Linked DNA regions of Homo sapiens: region 1 is linked to region 2. Evidence: read pairs that join two places in POLR2A ChIA-PET (ENCODE). Cell type or tissue: CD4-positive, alpha-beta T cell. All regions are shown on one strand.

What was found. Peaks named below come from ENCODE experiments on the same cell type or tissue, not always from the same donor. Only the 100,000 strongest peaks of a DNase experiment are listed, where the experiment ranks them.
Region 1: POLR2A ChIA-PET joins it to region 2 with 10 read pairs; 11 of 35 experiments call an interaction of 5 or more read pairs at or near these places.

The regions. Positions count from the first base shown.
Region 1 is chr2:68,773,419-68,775,918 of GRCh38, forward strand. It overlaps ARHGAP25 (Rho GTPase activating protein 25), which reads left to right. Exons shown (of 11, transcript NM_001007231.3): 2 at 1,803-2,002. Among named protein-coding and RNA genes, the nearest start is that of ARHGAP25, 40 kb to the left of the region's middle. RefSeq lists enhancers at 1,315-1,414, 1,445-1,534, 1,555-1,604. In CD4-positive, alpha-beta T cell, no CTCF peak of the experiment used is centred here; a DNase peak (open chromatin) is centred at 1,423; H3K4me3 peaks cover 1,944 bases; H3K27ac peaks cover 2,500 bases.
Region 2 is chr2:68,828,330-68,830,829 of GRCh38, forward strand. All of the region lies in intron 3 of LINC01890 (long intergenic non-protein coding RNA 1890), which reads right to left. Among named protein-coding and RNA genes, the nearest start is that of LINC01888, 2.4 kb to the right of the region's middle. RefSeq lists a cis regulatory region at 773-1,404 and an enhancer at 1,090-1,589. In CD4-positive, alpha-beta T cell, no CTCF peak of the experiment used is centred here; DNase peaks (open chromatin) are centred at 1,082 and 1,632; H3K27ac peaks cover 2,500 bases.

The DNA.
Region 1 (2,500 bases), 55 kb before region 2:
ATGTTCTTATTTATAAGTGGGAGCTAAACAATAGGTATACGTGGACATAAATATGGGAATAATAGGCACTGAGGACTCCAAAAGTGGGGAAGGCAGGAGGAAGGTGAGGATTGAAAAATTACCTGTTGGTTACAATGTTCAATATTTGGGTGATGGATACACTAGAAACCCAATCCCCACCATTAGGCGATGGACTCATGTAACAAACCAGCACGTATACCCCCTGAATATATTTTTCAAAATCAATGAGGAGATGTTGGCAATTTAATGCATTAAAGATAGGAAAGAAGAAAGAGAGGAAGCTTGATGATGGAATGACATTTTGAAGTGAAGAGGGAAGTTGAAGAAGCTCTCAGTGATGACTCCCATCCTTTTAGTAGGAAGTAAAGTCACCTGTTGATAAAAACAGCAAGAGTAACATATACTTACCTTTGACCAGGGACTGTGCTAAGTGGTTTGCGTATGTTTGTTTAATCTCTACAACAATTCCATAAACAAGGAAGTATTATTATCCTAATTTAGCAAGTGAGGAAGCCGAGGCTCAGAGAAGCATAATTTATCCACCGTCAAAAAGTCAGGAAAGGTAGAACTAGTCTCCAATCAGGTGAAATGAAATGGGTCGGGAGCAGAGTTGATAGCTTAGTTTAGCTGTGTCATGAGTGGTCCAGGGATGGACAAAAGCTGAAAAAGGGGGTTGGAAGATGGAGCCTTCCTCCAGCAACACTTGGCAGAAGGAGAGGGGTGCAGACACTGGGTATTAGCAAGTGTGGAGGGCAGTGCAGGCCAAGGAGACAAGGGCATCATTGAACTGGCTGGGAAATAAGATGGGGCTCAGAAGGAAGTGTTGAATGGGGACCAGGGTGATCGATGGAGCGCTGTGGAGGGAAGGAAAGGAGAGCATGGTCCTGGGTGGGGGTTACCATGGAGACAAGATGTGGAGGTACAGGCTGGACTTACTCGAATGACAGGCAGAACTCCTGTGTGAAAACAAAAGCCAAATATACCATGCTGAGTGCATGCAGGTTCAAGGGGCTCTGGCTTCAAATCCTGCTTCTGAGTTCTATTGGCAGTGACGATCTAACTGTAAAGGTCATAGGAAGGCAGCAGCAGTGAGCGCCTTGTACAGCATAAAGGGCTGGGATACTCTCCGTGGGCAGGGGACAGAATGGCACTGGGCAGGAGAATTCAGAAGGTGCCAACTCCCTGCAGGCTGGCCCTGTGGCCGGGGGCTGGGGTTTGAGTGGGGTCCGCTGGAGGGGGCCTGCGTTCCACAGCGAGGTTGGAGCTAACAGCTTCTGTCTTGCGGCCCCTCCTCTAGCCGGCCGCTGTGGAAGAGTGCCCAGGCAGCTTCCGGCGGCCTCTGCAGCTGCGTGGGACTCACCCCGAGCCTTCAGAGTGAGGCATTATTTTCTCCTCTCTCTTGTCAGATACTGACTCCCACGCAGGAAAAAGGAAGCACCTTTTGTCAGATGCTGTGGCCACTTCCTCTTCAGAAGGCTCCAGCCAACCTTTCGGTTTGCAGAATGACGGGGCCCGCCGCGGTGCCGGACTGCCTGTGCACGGGGCCACCGACTGCAGCCTGGGTTTTATTCTTGGCCTGGCCCTGACCGGGAGCTGGCCCCTCGGCTGCTTCTCTGGCTCGGGGGGGACTTTCTCTGGCTCAGATCCGGACCCCTGAACTGGACCTGGTTGTCGTCCCCCCGCTTCTCAGCCCCCTCTGGGGTTCCTCTCTCCTCTCCGCCCACTCTTTGCTCACTGCCCCATGTCCCTCGGTCAGTCGGCCTGTCTGTTCCTCTCTATAGCTCGGTCAAGGAGTGTGATGACTGGCGAGCAGATGGCTGCCTTCCATCCATCGTCCACCCCCAACCCGCTGGAGAGGCCCATCAAGATGGGCTGGCTGAAGAAGCAGAGGTCCATCGTGAAGAACTGGCAGCAGAGGTACTTTGTGCTGAGGGCGCAGCAGCTCTACTACTACAAGGATGAAGAGGACACGAAGCCCCAGGTACCAGCCAGGCTGTTTGTCCCGTTCATAAGGCACGGAGGAGGCGGGCCTGGAGCCCGCTGGGATTTCACTTAAACTCACAGGGGCCTTCTCAATAGGACCAGACACACCCATTGGAAAGGAAATTGCTTTTCCCTTTACACCATTTTCTAGATACATAAACTGAGTTGCAAAGATGACAGAGTGGTCCTCCAGGAAGCACCAGGACGGGCACTGTGGAGTTTCCTACACATGGCTCTGAGTCAAGACTGGCAACAGGGCGGTGATGGTAGTGACACTCAGTCAAGGGCTCAGAGAGAGTGGATTTGGGTTCAGGAAAACCGATTTTGGGACTCATTGATTTGTTTGTTCAGTAAGTATTTATTGAGCGTTTATTATATGCCACACACTGTTCTAGGTACTTGAAATAAACTATGAGCAAAACAGATAAAAATCTCTTCCATATGCAGCTTAGAATGTGGAGGAAAAGACACATAAACATAACAAATAAGAAAAGTA
Region 2 (2,500 bases):
CTCCTGGTCTGGCAGTGTCTCTCATTCTACTTTTTTCCACCAGTATTATGAGACAACAGAGCAGCTGTTGGCCTCAGAAGCACTAGACAGCCTAGCCTGCAAGTGTCAATCCCTCTTCACAATCAAGAGAAGAGTTTGGCTCGCTTAAGTTGCTACTATTTGCTCCTGTGCCACCTTGCATACAAGGAGAAGACAAGAAACAGGGTTTTTTTTTAGGACCCTGGGACCTTATGAGTGCAAGGGTCACACAAACCCCTTCATCCTGCTGAAAAAGGCTGGGAGGAGGGAGCCCCTGAGGGCCAGAAAAGAAGATCTGGAGTCTGATGGCACTGTTTTAATGCCCTCAAAAGGCATGCATGTGATTGCATGACAGGGTAGCTCCAGGTCTCACCTGGACCAAAGGACCAGGTTCTAGAAGGCAATATCTGGAGACTGACCTGTGTCAAGGGGTGCTGTTGGACTCTGCAGCTCCTACCTGTACTTTCAGAGCCCTTCCATGGAAAGGACTCCATCAACTTTGCCTTTTTCCCAGCCACACCCTCACCTTTATGTTAGCCGCTCTCCTCTTTGCTCATGAGCTGAGAACCCAGAAAGGTCATCAATGTGCATTTGAAAACCCCTTGCCCTCTTCCCTCCCAAACTCCTTTTCTGTCACAGCCTCAAGCATGTCCCTTATCAGGGTACTCTTATCTTAAGTTTGGGGCAGATATGATGCTTTTCCAGTAAGTCTGTACACTGGATAGGACAATTTGTACTAGGGTATTGGCTGGGATGATCCCCTTCCAGTGGATTCTGTTCAGAGCCTGCAGTCTGGAGAGACCATGTGTGGCATTCCTAGTGCATAGACAGCTGCAAAGGATGTAAACTATAAACATTTTGTTGTTGTTGTTGTTTTGACCAACTTCCTAAAACTCTGCTCAAAGGCCTGTCCCCTCAGAAAAGCACGAAGCCGGAGATTCCCAGGCTGCCCAAGGCCGCTGAGAGGGGGAGGCCAGAGAACACAGTGGCACAGCAACTGCTGGCTGGATTCCACGGGCTCTGGGCCAGAAGATGCGTGTACACGAACGCCCTGTAAACTTCCACATTCCACCACTTCCTTTCCAGATAGCAGCAGTGGTCAGGTCACGTGCTTGCCGGAGAGCAGAGAAAACACTTGGAGGCTGCTTCTGCAATTAAAATGGGCTGCATTTACAAGAATTACACAAAACCTTTCATCCTGCCAGAGAATGATGGGAGGGAGGCCCTGAGGGTGGAGCTCCAGCTGCCACTCAGAAGCTCAGGGTGGCATCTGGCCAGCAGCAGCAGAGAGGCTGGAGCCAGGGGGCTTGTGGCTCAGATGATGTCCCAGGAGAGAATATCGACACAGCTGTGTAACTGTAGCTTCTATTTCTTCTGATGCTGGAAACTCTCTTAGAATCATAGGATAAAAACTGGAAAACACTCTGATTGTATTTAATTCAACCTGTTTATTTAACGGACAGGGGAACTGAGGCCCAGAAACATAAATTAAATGGCCAGTGCTCACACAGAAATTAGGAAGAGGATTGAAGGAGGTGATTTTGGAGGGCTCCTCTAACCCATGATTCAGTGATTCTTGTGGTTCTTGCTTTCTCTCCAAGGGTTCTTTCCCCCAAACTGCAACCATGGTGTGAACCCCATTGAACATCCGTTGCTGAGTGCTTCCAGAATATAGAGCTCTCCTCAGCTCATGATCACAACCAAGACCCACCTAATATGATGCCAGTTTTTCACCTACTGTGTATTCCCAATACTATTTTAAAACACTGGTTCTCAGTCTTGGTGGCACAAGAGAATTACCTTAGGAACTGTAAACAAAAATTCTGATGCTCAGATCTTACTTCATATCAATTGAATCAGAATCTTTCGGGATGGGGCCTAAGAATTGGTAGTTAAAAGAAAAATTCCCAGTTGATTCCAATATACAATCAGGATGGTTAAATAGTTTTAAAACTGCTAAGTTTGGCTTTAGTCATGACTAATGGTAATATTAATTCTACCTGCTCCCCTTTCCCATCTCCAGTTAACACAGCTACATTCTCTGATTTACAGGCTGATTTTTCATGTGTTTATTCATCTAGGATAAGACATGATTAAGTGATACAGAATGGATTTATGTTATATGCCCATTATGCAGATGGTGAAAAGTGAGCCCAAAATTTTTTTAAAAAATGAGTATAACAGTAGCTTAGTATGAACAAATCCAAGGATTTTGAGAATTCCTAAATATATGGGGACACTGTTTACTTGCTTTAAGGATTGACTCTAAACATAGGCAAAGAAGATAAGCACTTGAGGGCCTGATTTAAAGAGTCCCGAGAATAGCTCTGATGAAAATCATCTCTTTTTCAGACTCATGTTAGATTGAGAAATCCCTACCAGTAGCCTTTGGAATATTAACCACAAACGTGATATTTCTGGGAGACTCCATGAAGCCTCCATTAATCGTTAGTATCATCTTTATATTAGTTATCTGCTTCCC